Linked DNA regions of Mus musculus: region 2 is linked to region 1. A link is a loop called in an ENCODE intact Hi-C map of the cell type or tissue named here. Cell type or tissue: gastrocnemius. All regions are shown on one strand. Links, peaks and the distances in the headings refer to the core of each region. The heading gives the core; the rest is flanking DNA.

What was found. Hi-C counts contacts between places; a loop is a spot of excess contacts. Peaks named below come from ENCODE experiments on the same cell type or tissue, not always from the same donor. Only the 100,000 strongest peaks of a DNase experiment are listed, where the experiment ranks them.
Region 2: it touches region 1 in a loop (4-fold over the local background); 1 of 42 quality-filtered maps calls a loop at or near these places.

The regions. Positions count from the first base shown.
Region 1 is chr8:82,398,346-82,407,058 of GRCm38, reverse strand. Il15 (interleukin 15) reads left to right here and starts at 4,473. Exons shown (of 8, transcript NM_001254747.1): 1 at 4,473-4,759. In gastrocnemius, for the core only: no CTCF peak of the experiment used is centred there; DNase peaks (open chromatin) are centred at 4,023, 4,209, 4,430 and 4,670; H3K4me3 peaks cover 2,801 bases; H3K27ac peaks cover 3,123 bases.
Region 2 is chr8:82,473,487-82,481,243 of GRCm38, reverse strand. No RefSeq gene overlaps it. Among named protein-coding and RNA genes, the nearest start is that of Gm25138, 68 kb to the right of the region's middle. In gastrocnemius, for the core only: no CTCF peak of the experiment used is centred there; no DNase peak of the experiment used is centred there; H3K27ac peaks cover 1,922 bases.

The DNA.
Region 1 (8,713 bases), core at 2,172-6,171:
AAGCTGTGGAGTGTGGCAATCAGTCTGGAAGTAGCTGAGCATACAGGTCCGTTTTCAAGCCAGACTGCTTAAGTGCAAGATAACACTATGTATCAGTCAACTGTCATGTAATCTGAGATGAATGGAAAAAAAATCTATCTACCCTAGCATTAAAAAACAAAACAAAACAAACAAACTAAAGACAAAAATCAGGAAGAGAGAAACAAATGTAGAAAAGCCTTGGTTTAATACTTACAAAATGAAGGCCATGATGTTATCTTGGAGTGCTGCTGACTGCTGTGAGCACAAGTGTGTTCACACCTGTTCTTACTTGTGTGACTGCATCGAATTTCATACTGTACGTACCCCATTACTGGGTGAGATCAAACTAAAAATAATTAAAGATAACATGGGCCTAGAACCACTGTGTAAGATCTACAGATGCAGTGGCTAGCATAGTTCAGCCCTCACAGCCCTTGACAAGCCAATGTAATTCCTCACTATGAAGGAGGAAGAGAGGGAGGGAGGGACACAGGGGGAGGGAGGATCATTGCATCTTAGGGTCTGCACACTTTCCATATACTTTCAAGGCCACTTTCCAAAGACCAAAGGACCAATGAATTCCTGCCATTTTACTTGCCCTAGCAGGCTGTGAATGAGGCCACTGCTACAGGCTGCATTCATCAGATCTCACAGGTTAGCATTTACCTTCTCTTTGACTAGAAAAATCTGTTGAAAAAGTTATTTCAATTTCTTTTCCTTTTCTCTTCTCTTCTTCCTTTTTCCTTTTTCTTTTTCCTTTTCTTCTTTCTTTCTTTCTTTTCTTTTTCTTTTCTTTCTTTTTTTTTTTTTTGAAGAATCTCATTCTGTAACCCATGTATGCCTTGAACTCTTGTCTGCTGCTGGTCTTACCTACTTTGTGAGTTCCTCTTTTTCCCACTCTTTGTTCCCCTGGTTTCACCTCCTATAAAGAGAGAATGAAGGAGAGAGATATCTGTGAATCTAGTTTCTTCTTTGATTGCAGCTGGTTTTTGCTACTTTGTGGGTTCTTCTTTTTTTCACACTTCATACCCCAGGTTCTACCATATATCACTAGATAGAAAGAAGGAGAGGGGAGAGAAGAGGCAGAGAGAGAGAGAGAGAGAGAGAGAGAGAGAGAGAGAGAGAGAGAGAGAGAGAGAGAGATCTCCTTGAATCTAATTTATTTTTTCTTTGAGCATGACTACTAACAAATCACAACCAATGACCATTGTGTCCGCCTATCAGGGTTCTAGAATTTATATATTCTCTGAAAAGTTGCCAAAATTCCAAATGTCTTCACACAATCATAGAAACTATCTGCAGCTGGCAAAACCACACCTCTGCTAGAACAGGAGGTAAATCATTGTTAGCTGCTTCAGACTGTCAGCAGCCCCACATCACTACATTTTGGGATTAAAATGAAAGCATATTCTTATAATATTTCTGTGATTTATTTTAAAGAAATCAAAATTCCAGAATTGTCACTCCCCATGGTTTCAGAATTCTAAACACCAGCAAGTTGTTATGAGCCATGATACCCATCTAGTAATTTATTTTAAATACAGCAAAGTTAATCTTTGGGAAATCATCAGATGTTTTATTTAACTTCCCAAACTCTGACGTTCTTGTTCATTCTTTGAAAATGACTGCCATGGCCTCTTCTATGAGTTTAGTTAGTTTGTCCTCATCCCTTCTCCCATTGTAATTGTCAAAGTTTTCTTGAGGCAATTTCAAGATTATTCCATCAATCTTTGTCTTTCTTTTAATTTATGTGGTGGAATTTACTTGTTCATTGGTGTGAGTGATTTTCAATATCTTCCCAATGTGCCTGTGGCAAGTGAAAGTACAAACTGCATATATTAAAGTTCTGTTGGAGTGGAATGCAACCAAAACAAATTATGCCACACAGTGAATGTCACTGGACTGTGGGCACTTGTGAGTTATTTAAAAATTCCTCTTATATTTGTAATTAAGAAAACAAATTTGCCCTGCATGTTTGAGAGGCAATAGTAGGACAATGAATCCCATGGCAACAATGCTCTAATTGACTTCATTGTCATCAGCATTATTCTTACCACAAATGCATAAATGCCTCATATATCATTTACCATCTTATTTTGAAACCTACTGTATATATCTGAAGTGGGATCAGCAGTTAAAGGCCAGTTAATTGTTTTTCATATACTTAGAGTGCTCTGTATAGTTCATCTCATGAGGAAAGCACACTCTTAAGTTTCCTAAGTATTATGAAAATTCTCCAGTAGCTCAGAATATTTAATACTTGGTGGCTCAGAATATTTACTACTGCATGGTATAAAAGTGTATTGTTTAGGCAGGGATGCCTGATCAGTCCTGAGGATGACCAGCAGGGTCTGGATCCTAGGGCTGGTGAACATCTGCTAAAAGCAGCTGCCTCAGTTAGAGCACGTGGACAGAAGCGGACAACTGGGATGCATTGTATGTTCTGGCCAAAGCAGCAACCAGCCCTGCATGGAGGTACTGGGTGTAGTCCATGAAGTGTCTTATTGATGGTCATGTGATTCCTCTACCAGTTGAACAGCACACAGGAGACATAGGGCGATCTGGAGAGATGCGAAAGGAATCACCTTGCCGGGGTACACAGAGCTCTGTATTGGTCCAAGTTGAGGCATGAGATATTGACCTACTTGCTCACCTCTACATCACTCACATACTGTGATGTTCACTTCTAGTACATCATTGTGATGGAATTCAGTCCAGCTTCTGGCCTATTTTTATAGTGCATGCTCATTTCACGAAGCAGGGCTTCAGTGTGAAATGGAAAAGTGGTTGGGTTTGAAACTCATTGAAGCTGTTCAAGACAATTCACTGTATTATCCTGTACAAAAAGAATATTGATTTTAAAAATGTATTTGTATGTGTGTGTGTGTGTGTGTGTGTGTGTGTGTGTGTGTGTGTGTGTGTAAGTGCAGGTCCCTCAGGAGACCAATGCTGTTGGATCCTCTGGAGCAGGAGTTACAGCTGTTAGTGGATCATCTCAGTATGGTCCTGAGAATGGAAGTCCAGACCTCTGCAAGAACAACAAGCTCTTGAACTGCTGAGCAATCTCTCCAGTCAGATTTTTATGTTTCTTTAAATATAATTTATAATGGTAGTAAAATTTTAAATGGTTGTAAAATACACATTTTCACGATTTTTATTATAAGTAAATTTTGGTGTGATTGTTACCAAAACATGCATTATTGTTTCAAATATAAACCTTGAAGGGATACAAGATAAGTGTGTGAGAACAAACTTCCCATTACAATGATTTTATGTGGAATGCCACACACAGTTAATAATTAGTCGTTCAAATATTCTAGTTTTTACCATTTTTTAATGTAATACACAAAAACACAGAACATAGTTGTGTTTAACTAGGTGCCAAGGGCCTCATCGTTTTCTCCTGGCTTTCTCAAAAGCTTTGGGAACCGCAAGCCACTGAGTCTTTTCAATGATTCATCTGAATGCCAAAGCTGGGACCCCGGGCTCTCGGACTGTCTGGAATAGACACACAGTTGACATGGTTAACTCCTCCTCACTATAATCACTCCTAATTTCCAACTTAAAGATGCTGCCTTACCCACGCCTTGTTTCCCATCAAAAGACATGTGCAATGTTTTACATTCAGCTACAAATTAGGTTGGAAAAATGACCCAAGAGGGGTCAATTTAGTGGAAGTTTACTGTTCCCAAACAGGCCCCTCCTAGCAAGAGTTCAGAAAGAAACTTCCCTCTTCCAGACTCTGCAGCAGGTCAAGGGTTGTTTTGGAGGACCGCCCATTCCAGACCCAAGGTCCTTTTCCGTTTCCTCCCGGTACAGTCTCTGTCCAGATCTCCTCCGGGCTTCTATGGGGAAGCCAAACTGCCTCCCTGCAAGGCCAGTTGCTGTAGATGCAAGCAACCTGTGAACTCAGGCCAACTCCTTGAAACTTCACAGAGGCAAAGGCATTCCAGGACACACAGAGGCTGTGGCCAACTGCCCAGGGGGAGGAGACTGCTCTCTGCTCTCAGTTGCCCTTCAGGTTCTGCGCCCTGGGGACCTGGCAGTGGCAGAATCATGTGGGCACCTGGTAAGGTGGCCGGGACCATGTGTTCCTCCCGCAACCTCCCCAGGGTGTTGATCTCCGCCTCAGCTTGGGCTCTTTCTCTTTCACTTTTCTGTTAGCTGGGGTTGGGACTCCCCGGCTGGAAAGCACTGGGGGAAACCGGGGAAACCCCAGCTGATTCGCTCCTTGTGCCTTGATTGCTCCCGCTGGCTGCTGCCCTGCATCCTGCACCCTTCAACCAGAACCCGATGGAGGTACAGAATGGGAGGTGGTAGTGCTGGTGGTGGTGGATCAACAATGGAATTTTTTTTTTTTCCGAAAGCCTACGCCCCGGGCCCCTCCCAGCTCTGGCTCTGCTCAGGCACCCTTTTCCCCTCCAGCTGCCGGCCAGGCCGCCCCGCCCTCTTTCTTGACCAAGACTTCAATACTCAGTGGCACTGTATTCCCCTTCTGTCCAGCCACTCTTCCCCAGAGTTCTCTTCTTCATCCTCCCCCTTGCAGAGTAGGGCAGCTTGCAGGTCCTCCTGCAAGTCTCTCCCAATTCTCTGCGCCCAAAAGACTTGCAGTGCATCTCCTTACGCGCTGCAGGGACCTTGCCAGGGCAGGACTGCCCCCGCCCAGTTGCAGAGTTGGACGAAGACGGGATCCTGCTGTGTTTGGAAGGCTGAGTTCCACATCTAACAGCTCAGAGAGGTCAGGAAAGGTACTAACTCGGCTCTGCTTGCCACATTCTTTCAAACTTCTGGCCCCGGCGAATGGATGGCTGCTATGGACTTTCTTTCTTTCTTTCTCTCTCTCTCTCCTCTCTCCCTTTGCAAAAATTACTCACCTTTTCCTTGTTGAAGATGCGTTTTCTAGGGAAATAAATGTGCAGGAATGGCCATAGGTCTGGGTCTGTATTAGCAACAGCTTAGCTCAAGGCTTAATCAAAGCAGTTGTCTGTATGAAATACCAGATTGAAGGGAAGCAACGGGGAAGATTGTCCTGAAATAAAATCCTCACTCAAGCGGGCTTTAGATGAAAACCCAGCTAACTTTTTCAAGTGGGTTGGAGAGTGCAAAGTTGCAAGAAAGGGAAGCTCAAAAGAATGTCTATAGCCCCTCCCCCCTGCATTTAATATTATGTTAATGCCCAAACAATGTTAATGATCCAGGTTCCAGACAGAACCAGGCAGCGTCCTGACAGGTTTCAGACAGAACCAGAGACAGAGTCCCGCAGAAGCTGAAATGGAAATGAGGTGATTGGCAGCAGCTACTTTCCACTGGTGATTTTAAATTGATTTCTGATACTCTCATTGGTGGCGCCAGGGAGGCCCCATTGACCTGCCAGGACTCTCCAGTCTGAGCCGGTAAATAAACAGATTACTACGATTGCTGCCTCAAGTTAGATCCTTATCAACATTGAATGCTCACTAAAATTTAAAGGATTTCTTAAAGGAAGTTTAGAGGGATTGATAAGAAAGAAGCGACTCAAGAGGGAACATCAATATTAATAAAGGAGTAGAGACAAAACTATAGTTATTTTAGGCTTTTAGAATAAAAAAACAACAACAACAACAACAACAAACTCCGGAGTTTTACTTAAAATGTGGAAGGGTCAGAAATTGCTTCAGGCTTGTTATAAATGTGTCTGCTTCTCCTCTGATCTTTATGCTTCCCCTTTTCCCTTCTGGGAGTTTGCAGTCCCATTCTCACTCTAATGGCTCCTCTTGCCTTGTGATCTGTTTTGCAACATGATAGGGGGTCAGGTTTTCCCTAGTTCAGATCCCTGACAGGTTTCTAGTAGTTTAGATATTACTGCTGGCTGCTGATTGGCAGGCAGAGGCAGTGTACAGTGCGGTGGGAAGCTGCTTCTTAGAATTTTCCTGCAGATTGCTGGTGGGTTAAAGGAAAAATACAATGGTGCTTTCTTAGTTAAATCTTGTTTCAATTCTAAGAAGTGTCTGTGGCTATATTGCATAATATAACATTTGTCAAGGACACAGATTTATATATATATATATATATATATATACATATATATATATATATATATATATATAAACTAATTTTGAAGAGTTTTAGCAAAATGGCTTAAGGTTATTGAAACAATTTGGAAGCAGAATTTTGACCTTGGGAAGCACTTCATCTGAGGTGTGTGCTGCCGCTCTGTGATTTCAGCTCTGTGATTTCAGGGAAGCTAAAAAAAAAAAAAAAAAAAAAAAAAAAGGAGCTCTGTGGATTTTCCTGAGGGAACTATTTGTAACACCAATCAGCTTTTATAAATGGATATTTGACCCAAGGCTTTAAAACGTTTAGAATCTGGTCTCTGTTTATGTAACTTTTCTTCTGAATGCTGGTTAACCACAACCCAGGAAATAATGTCTTCATCCCACAGCCTGTTACATAAATAACAGTCAACAACTTAAATTCTAACCCCCCAATATTGTTCTAAGTGCACATGTGTTTAGAGAGTGTCATGCTAGACATCTGTTTATAAATATTCGTGTGTATGGCACATTTGCTAGAGTAACTCATTTGCAGGGAAACAGGTCTTGGGAGGGTTAATCTCTTCCACCCCAGACAGAGCTAAGATTGCAATGCTGATAAAAATGAAAGAATTTCCTATTCAACAGCTTCCCCACAGTTTTGACAGTGACAGTTACTAATTTATTTTGGGCCAATGTTGCTAGAATTTTGGCTTCTGATTACTTTTATAGCTGATATTATTAATTATATATTTAAGGATTATAATCACATAATATCTGTATGCATTTGATCCCTTAGAGAAATTCATGATCTCTAAATGGGAATAGCTGCCTAATATGTATCAGATTTTTAAAATAATGACTCATAATGGGTAAATCTGGATTGACTTCTGTATCTGAATCTCTCTGCTTCTCATTCCATCCATCCACACAGGAAGCTAGGACTCAAAGAGAGATAGGAGGAGAAGAATCTCCCATTACATCATACCTGAGGCTGCAACTCAACATTGTGTGAGGCTTGTGCTTGCCTTTGCACTGGTGGGAGGAAAAAGTCTATCAGGGTGTTGAGTGAAAGTGAGTGTTGTTAGGGAGAAATGGCATGCAATCGATGAAGAATTATTTTATGGTGTTTCAGTTAACTAATATCAAAATTACATATGCATTTATACATATATTGATATATCCTATAGATTTGTATATGTGTGTTTGTGAATATGTTAGCAGCTGTCAGGAGATAGAAGGGCTATTTGCAATTGTTTTTGGATTAGAGTTGGATGGAAAAATCAATGTTAGCCTAGAAATCCTAACATATTGAAGTAAAACAACATGTTCAGAAGGAACCTAGTGTGAACCTGAAAGTACTAAGAGGAAGGCACCATGCCAGCTTGTCTTAGGCATAGTCCTGTTGAATTCTAATGCCATTCCACGTTTATTCCTACTGTACTGAAAGGAAAACGGTAATGGTGGTGCTGCCGTCCCTCCTTAGTGGAGTAGGATCTGCTGCTGAGCTTAAGGCTCACTCTTACCAATGCTCATTTTGTAGGTTGTCATGTTCTTTGTGTTTAGTATGGTGAGAAAGGAAACACACACACACACACACACACACACACACACACACACACACACACACACAAAACCATCTCTGCCAGGAAGCAGACACTGGCCATCATTTGACTGATTATTTTGCTGTATATTAAACAATGTTATCCCTTTCTAAAGTGTTATCCTGGGCCAGTGAGGTGGCTTGGCCAGTGAGTAAAGGAGCTGGCTACATAAGCCTGGTGACCTGAGTTCAAAGGTGCAAAGAGAACTCATTCCATAAAGTTGTCCTCTGACCTCACTTGCATATGTGCCATGCCACATGAGCCCGTCACCGCCACCGTGCAGACACACACCATGATGATAAAAGTCAAAAGAAAATTAAGGAGTTGAGTGGCTGAGGTCAGAATTAGCAAAGTGAGGTAACTTGAGCCATTTGATTAGCAGTGATCATACACATTCTCTGTCTGGAGACTCGAGTGTTGTACGCATGTGTGTTTAAGTGCTTTATCCCGCTACAGGGCACGGAACTAGACAGTATGATGGTGATCTATGTACCTGAGTGTAAAAGATGGGTGTTTTCTCCAAATGTTGATCTCTTCTGTCTTCTTGAGAGGTCACAGACCACATTAGGATGATGATAAAAAATTATTTTGCCAAATGAAGAAATAGAAACTGAAAATGGCCAAGGGTGGGGCCTAGGGAAGAAATGACCACAGGACTGGTGGGGGAAGGGAGCTGAACTCATTGTTGTGAACAGAAAGAGGCCCTGGCAATGTTGTTGGCGGCCAATAACATTGAGTCACAGTTCTAGATGGACAGCTTACTCTTGAACTTTCCAGTTGAACTGTGAAAGACTTGACAGCTTTTGAGAAATCATGACCAAGCTTTGAGGCGATCAAGGAACTGTCTCTCTGCTGAAATTCTTCATAAATGTATGTTTTTTCAATTGTATTTTATGGTTTATGTTGGGAAAGGGTTATAGGTGTGTGTGTGTGTGTGTGTGTGTGTGTGTGTGTGTGTGTGTGTGTGTGTGTGTGTTGGGGGTCATTCCTCAGGCATCAGGAAAGGAGAACCAGGCTCATCTGTCAAATCCCTTCTACACATAGTGAGTGTAGGTTTTTAGTTCCTTTAGTTATTGT
Region 2 (7,757 bases), core at 2,161-6,160, 74 kb before region 1:
TGAACTTACAATAAAATTTAAAACATGTCATTTAATTGGCATAAGTAACTTCTAATCAATCACATGTATCTAACATAAAAATAACATCAATAAATAAGCAAATATATAACATCAAAATAGTGGTTATATCATTTCATGGAGCAAAATGCTCCTATTGTATATATCAGTTTCCAGAGCAGGGCATTGTGAGTTCTAGTCTCATACTGGTCATATAGACATTAATTTGCTGAAGACAATATCCTTTTCAGAAACATGGCTCTGACCTAGTCCTGGCCTGAAAGCCTTCACCTTGAGAACTAACTGTCATGTACAAGAAGGCAAAAGACATGTTTCCAAAGAAGAGAAGCAACCAACTGTCCTATATAACTATGAACTACAACAACATCCAGCATGGCCTAATCTTAAGGATTCAGTAGTGGCACGCATACCACTGGAGGTAACCGGCAACTCTGTAGTTAGACTTAAGACCTGTTCAATAAGCGGAAATATTATTCCTGGAAATGAAAACCTAACCAAATAACTACTTAGTGCTAGTAAAGTCATGGATTCTGCAGCAGAATTGACCACAACCACTTTAGTAAGCCAGTATAATCCATAAGAACAATATAAACATTTGTCTTCATACCCACTGATAAGTGTAGTCTTCACCCTTCATCAAGGAAACTTCATATTGTAACAGATTAAGACCATTATAGAAAATCACAAAAAATAAAAATGCAGAGTTGTATAGTCCATTTTTAATGGATATGTCTATAAAACTATCCCATACCTAAGGTTCAGGGAAAGTTGTAGAAGAGAGAGAATTTCTGTAAGAGTCAGAGGATCAGGAAGCTTGATGTGAGATTGTGATTCCTCATAATGTCAGAAACTACACCCATAATGGATAAATGACATGGCTGCCCAAATGTGAGCTGAACAAAGACAACGATAGCCATGTCAAAGTGGTTAGGGAAAGCCAACAAAACCTCAACCCAACACAAAGTGGACAGGGAAAGCCCACAAGACCTCAACCCAACACAAAGTAGATGGGAAAAACCCACAAGACCTCAACTCAGTACAAAGAACACAGGAAACTAAGGAATGCTGGGAGTGAAAAAGTGTCTTCTTTAAAGAAGAGCATACCAACTTATTATTAATACCAAAGTCAGCCTTGAAAATATTCATACAAGTAATTTTATACACTGAGCAAGTTACAATCTAGGAATCTCTCTCTCTCTCTCTCTCTCTCTCTCTCTCTCTCTCTCTCTCTCTCTCTTACAGCAAATAATGTATAAAGGGACCATGGACTTGACAAAGAGCAAGAGGGTCTAGAGGAGAGTTTGGAGGGAGGAAAGTAAAGGGAGAAATGCTGTTATATATTGTAATCTTTAAAAAAAGAAAAAGAAAAATCATATTTTGAAAAACAATAAAGTTAGAAGGTATACAAAAAACTCTTCAACACATATTAAAAAAATGATTGGATTAGGAAATGGAGAGATGGTTTGATGGTTAATAGCATTTGCTATTTCAAGGAACAGAGTTTAGTTCCCAGCACCATGTTGGGTGGCTGACAATCACCTCTCAATCCATCTCCAGAGGAGAAGGTTCAGTGACCTCTTCTGGCCTCAAAGGTCACTGGACAAACACGCATGTCCCTTCACACAGCCACACCCACCCACACATGATTAAAAATAAAAATAAATTACAAAAGGGAAGTTGTTGAATTACTATTACTATTTGATGCAATCATCAAACAAATGAGTTAAAATAAATGAATTAACATAGAAATTATCACCAACATGGGTATAAGCTGAAAATGGTATTATGTTATCACAATATTCCTTCTTTGATGAAAAAGAAAACAACATAAAATAGAACCAAAACAAACAAACAAACAAACAAACAAACAGCAACAATGTATGTCTACCAATGTTATAGAAGTATGTAAAAAATTGTATCTCTCAAATGCTTTTAGAAGTTTGTTTTTAAGCAAGTGCCTTTTATAGTTTACTTTTACAATAACCATCTATTTTATTAAAATAACATCATCATAAACTTCTTAGTCACTGTATTCTGCTGGTGAAACAAGTAAAATAGAGCCATGTCTGAGCAGGAAATTGAAGATGGACTAAGGCTGAAACCTGCTCACATAATCTGGTCTCCAGCATATGTGTCTTACTGCAAATAAAACGAGTTTGTGAGCAGAAGTGGTGTTAATCTGCCTCTGCATAGGTGCGATAGGCCTTGTTTGTGAGTGAAAAAATGCCCTGAGTATGAATCTGAACTCCACCCCTACTGTGTTGAGTGTCCTTAATTAATGATCAATACTTCTTCCTTCCTTCCTTCCTTCCTTCCTTCCTTCCTTCCTTCCTTCCTTCCTTCCTTCCTTCCTTCCTTCCTTCCTTCCTTCCTTCCTTCCTTCTTTCTTTCTTTCTTTCTTTCTTTCTTTCTTTCTTTCTTTCTTTCTTTCTTTCTTCCTTCCTTCCTTCCTTCCTTCCTTCCTTCCTTCCTTCCTTCCTTTCTTTCTTTCCTTCTGTTCTGCACTTCTAAAACATAGATTAAAACAATGGAATTCATCAGAATATTCTTTAGTCAAATGAGGTCTTATTTATCTCCTCAGCTCACCCCTTCTCTCTGTTTTTGCTCTACTTTGCTCTGGAACATACTAGATTATAGACATTCAGTTCCATGACATGAGTGGCTAGGATTCTGTCCTCCCTGGAGTAAGAAGTCCAATCTTGTATTTCTCCCCAAGCAGAGTGAGAGCTTCTTGGGAGATCACAGTGGTCTTTACAAGTTTGGCATCTGTAAACCTGGAAATTCATTATTCCTCCTTTAGCATTTGGGCAGCAGAATTCTCCCTTTGAAAATGATCTCAGTTCTTATTCTATATCTGCACTGAAAATTTGATAGCCTAGAGTCAGTATTTTTTTTAGTATGTTATATTAGGAATTTGATTAATACGTTTGCAGCTTAAAGTCATCTCACTCCAAAAAATTTGTGAGAATCAGACTCCTACAGTTAAAGCTCTTGAGAATTCCAAAGCTAAATCAAGACAGGGTCATCTTCCTGGAGCACCTCTGAGGCAAGAAAAACAAACATTTCAGAGACCAAACCATAAATCTGCAGTGTTTACATCTAATCCACGCACTAGAGTTGTGCCCTGAAACCTGATTCCACCTTGACCCTCAGCTGAGCTATTGCTGGACTTGAGCATTTAATAAATCACCCTCGTATTAGTCACAGCACAAAGCTCACACCCTCTCGTCCGTTTTTAGAATCCGTTTACAAGCCCTTGACCTTTATCTAATTCTGCCATGTCCCCCTCCCCCAGTCTCTTTAAATGCCACTTTAGCTAGTTACATTATAAGTTGTCTTGGAGTTAAGGAACACAATTATCTCCATGCCAAAGGAGTTTTGGGAGAACACAATTCTCACAGCATAACATTTCTCAAACAAGATCCTGTTCATCCACCATGGTAATGACTTTGTCTTTCAAATATGGTTATAGGTAAAAATAAAAAGATGACATCTCAAAGCACAGCCAGGTTATTTAGACAGGGCAATTCCACGATGGTCAGAGATTCTCACATAGCATTTTCAAATGTATGGTCTTGCCAGCTCCACATGAGTGACATATGAAAGAGGAGAGTAGAATAGGAGACTGAAGACCATTAGTGCCTGGTCCAGGCAAGGACATGATCAGACATAGAATGGTCTGGTTGAGCTGTACAAAGAAGGGGTTCTTTAAATAAATATTTAAAGCAGATAAAAGTGTCAGCCAAGCAAAACCTAAACAAGTCTCCGATGAAGCACTAGCTTGACCTTTAACCTGCATCCACTTTCTCTAATCCCTCTGCTCTCTGAAGTCTGTCTTGAGCAGGCTGCCACAATGCCATAGGTTAGCAGGCTCCTGGCGGAAGACTTAACACAGCATCCCCAGTAGGAGTCAACTCTAAGACCCGCAGGTGGATTGCCAGTCTTAACTTAGCTCTCTCCTTCCTTGTCTCACTTTAACTTATTCCTACAGCTTCTCCTTCACCCCCGCTAGTAAAAGATTTATTAAAACCTCAAGCCCAGAAATAGCTCAGCTCCGTTTCAAAGTGGAGTCAAGCTCCAGGGCACAAGCCTAGGACTTGGATTAGATGGTAACACCGGAGATTTATGCTTCATTCTTTGAAGTGTTTGTTTTCCTTGACAGAATGCATGTACCCACATCCTCCAATCTTTTCTGGAGCTTTTAAAAATGTATTATTTTCAAGTATGTCAAGTCTGAGTCTCATGGAGAGAAGCCCAGGCTACTTTACTTAAAGGAGCCCCCTTATGGAGGCTTAGTAGGAGAGCCCTTGCTCAGCATCCACAAAGGCCTTTGATTCAGTCTCCAGTGCTTCACACTCAAAACACACACTCAGGAACAAAGACACAGAAACACACACACACACACACATACACACGCACGCATGCACAGGCACACACACATGCACAAAGACACAAACACACAAAACACACCCAGAGTCATAGACACACACTCAGAGACACACACACTTAGAGACACAGACACACACACAGACACACAGACACACACAGACACACACACAGACACACAGACACACACACACACACACAGACACACAGACACACACACACACACACACACATACAGGAGGAAAGTTGTGCTATTTTAGTGGGTGATTGGGAGAAATAATTCCTCAATTCCTCATAAATGATTCAGAGCATGAGGAGGAAGAAAGAAATGCAAGTTTAGGCCACCCTAGTGTGTGCTGGACTCACACATTGATTAAATACTATTTCCAGTATAGGCCATTGTTGTGGTAAAACATGAATTAAGAGCACCACTTTCTTGAATTTATAGAATAGTCACCTCCATTTTAAATTCTACCAGCTTGCTTTGCCCAGATTTAAGGTTTATTTTTGAAATTGATTTGGATCATGCATTACTTGGATACTATTTGTTTTCCAGATGATATTTTTACATTTTGTTTAGAGATGAGATGTCTGTGCAGGTGGCCTGCCAAAGGTGAGAGCTAGGGAGTGTATTGTTGAATGTCAGACAGACCTTTTTGTTCTTTAACAAAATGAAAGATGTGCACTTAATAACCAAGTCCTCTACATTAAACTAATAGCGGATCTGTTGTATGGGCAATGCTACACAGAGAAGCACTTTAACTTTGCTAAACTGTGATGGTTTGTATGTTCTTGGACCAGGGAGTAGCACCATTTGGAGGCATGGCCTTGTTGGAATAGGTGTGATCTGGTTGGAGTAGGTGTGTCACTGTGGGTGTGGGCTTAAGATCCTCACCCTAGTTGCCTGGAAGTCAGTCTTCTACTAGCAGCCTTTGGCTGAAAACTTAGAACTCTCAGCTCCAATGGGCCTCTGTTTCCAGTGATGGCCGACTAGGCCATCTTTTGATACATATGCAGCTAGAGTCAAGAGCTCCGGGGTACTGGTTAGTTCATAATGTTGTTTCACCTATAGGGTTGCAGATCCCTTTAGCTCCTTGGCTACTTTCTCTAGCTCCTCCATTGGGAGCCCTGTGATCCATCCATTAGCTGACTGTGAGCATCCACTTCTGTGTTTGCTAGGCCCCGGCATAGTCTCACAAGAGACAGCTACATCTGGGTCCTTTCGATAAAATCTTGCTAGTGTATGCGATGGTGTCAGCATTTGGATGCTGTTTATGGGGTGGATCCCTGGATATGGCAGTCTCTACATGGTCCATCCTTTCATCTCAGCTCCAAACTTTGTCTCTGTAACTCCTTCCATGGGTGTTTTGTTCCCAAATCTAAGGATGGGCATAGTGTCCACACTTCAGTCTTCATTTTTCTTGAGTTTCATGTGTTTAGGAAATTGTATCTTATATCTTGGGTATCCTAGGTTTTGGGCTAATATCCACTTATCAGTGAGTACATATTGTGTGAGTTCCTTTGTGAATGTGTTACGTCACTCAGGATGATGCCCTCCAGGTCCATCCATTTGGTTAGGAATTTCATAAATTCATTCTTTTTAATAGCTGAGTAGTACTCCATTGTGTAGATGTACCACATTTTCTGTATCCATCCCTCTGTTGAGGGGCATCTGGGTTCTTTCCAGCTTCTGGCTATTATAAATAAGGCTGTTATGAACATAGTGGAGCATGTGTCCTTCTTACCAGTTGGCATTGGACACGCAAACTTTATATGCCCCAGTATAGGGGAACGCCAGGGCCTAAAAGGGGGAGTGGGTGGGTAGGGGAGTGGGGGTGGGTGGGTATGGGGGACTTTTGGTATAGCATTGGAAATGTAAATGAGCTAAATACCTAATAAAAAATGAAAAAAAAAAGAACTCTCAGCTCCTCCTGCACCATGCTTGTCTGGACACTGCGATGCTCCCACCTTGATGATAATGGACTGAACCTCTGAACCTGTAAGCCAGCCCCAGTTAAATGTTGTTTTTTATAAGACTTGCCTTGGTCATGGTGTCTGTTCACAGCAGTAAAACCCTAACTAATACAGAATTCTTGGTTTTGTCTTCTAAAATGAGGACATTTTCCTCCAGCTTTTGCAGAGGCTGACTCAGACCTGTGCTAGTCTTTATGTGGGAACTAGAGAAAAAAACTTTAGGAGTGGGTCAGAGTGAGACAAGAAGGAGGGGACAGCTCAGCTCACTAGAGCAAATCACATGTGTTTTAGAACGGCATCTCACGGGACAATTTGTAAGACGTCCCATGGCTTCAGCATCTCTTGAAAACTTTAAGTTACAGGGGAGGAAACACACCTGCTGGTGACTGAAACCTGCAGGATGCACACTTAGATGGAGAGGGAAGGAAACGGGATGGAATGGGGACAGCCCTCACAGGGTTACCGTTCGGGCTGAATGAGGTTCTGGGTATCTAGATATCCAGATATCTGATATGTACAACTTCAGAACTTGGGGCTGGGGTCATGCTGAGTCATCATGCTTCATACATGAAAGATGCTGAGCAATCTTGGCCCTGAAAAACAAAACCAACACTGCTCTGGCTCAAGGTGTTTAGCTCTTGGTGGAGGACTACAAATGAAGCTTCATATACTTGTTTTATTAAATATCTGATAGTCACTCAAATAGGCTCTCTAAACCTAACTTAAATATATTTTTGCAATGGAGTAAATGAATAGTTGTTTAAAACAAAACCTTTAGGGACTAAACAATAAAATCTTTTTGTGACTATAATCTACTTCAGCTGGAATTTCAAGGAGATGATATAGTCAGAATATTGCTACTTCCCCCTTGGGTACTTTCAACAGCCTGGCTGTTTAAGGAAACAAAAGAAATTCTATGCTTCTGCCACTGTCGTAGCAAAGTCAATATAACAGCCAAAAGTGTAAGCTGGATTCTACTCTGTCTCATTCTGGCATGCTGTTATTTGAGATAGTTGATGATATATGAGAGTCCAGAATATTGCTGGATTCCTGAGTTACAGTTCAGTTTATGGGAAATTGTAGCTTGATTTGTAAGGAAAGGTAACATAACAGGAAAGATATTGATAGGAAAGACATATCAGCAAGATGTTGCTTTAACTGTCTTTCTTGGGCTATCAGGAGTTTTTAAAGGCATCACTTGATCTCCTCCTGCTTGACAAGACTCTAAAAACAAAGAATAGTCAGGCTTCTTCAGTCCATTGAGAAGACATTGAATTGCTTGAAAGTTAAGCTCTTTGGGCCCTGTGGCTTCACGACACACCTGACGCTTATTATTGACATTATGAGTGTTCTGGGTAAAGAGCTCACAGGCCACAGGA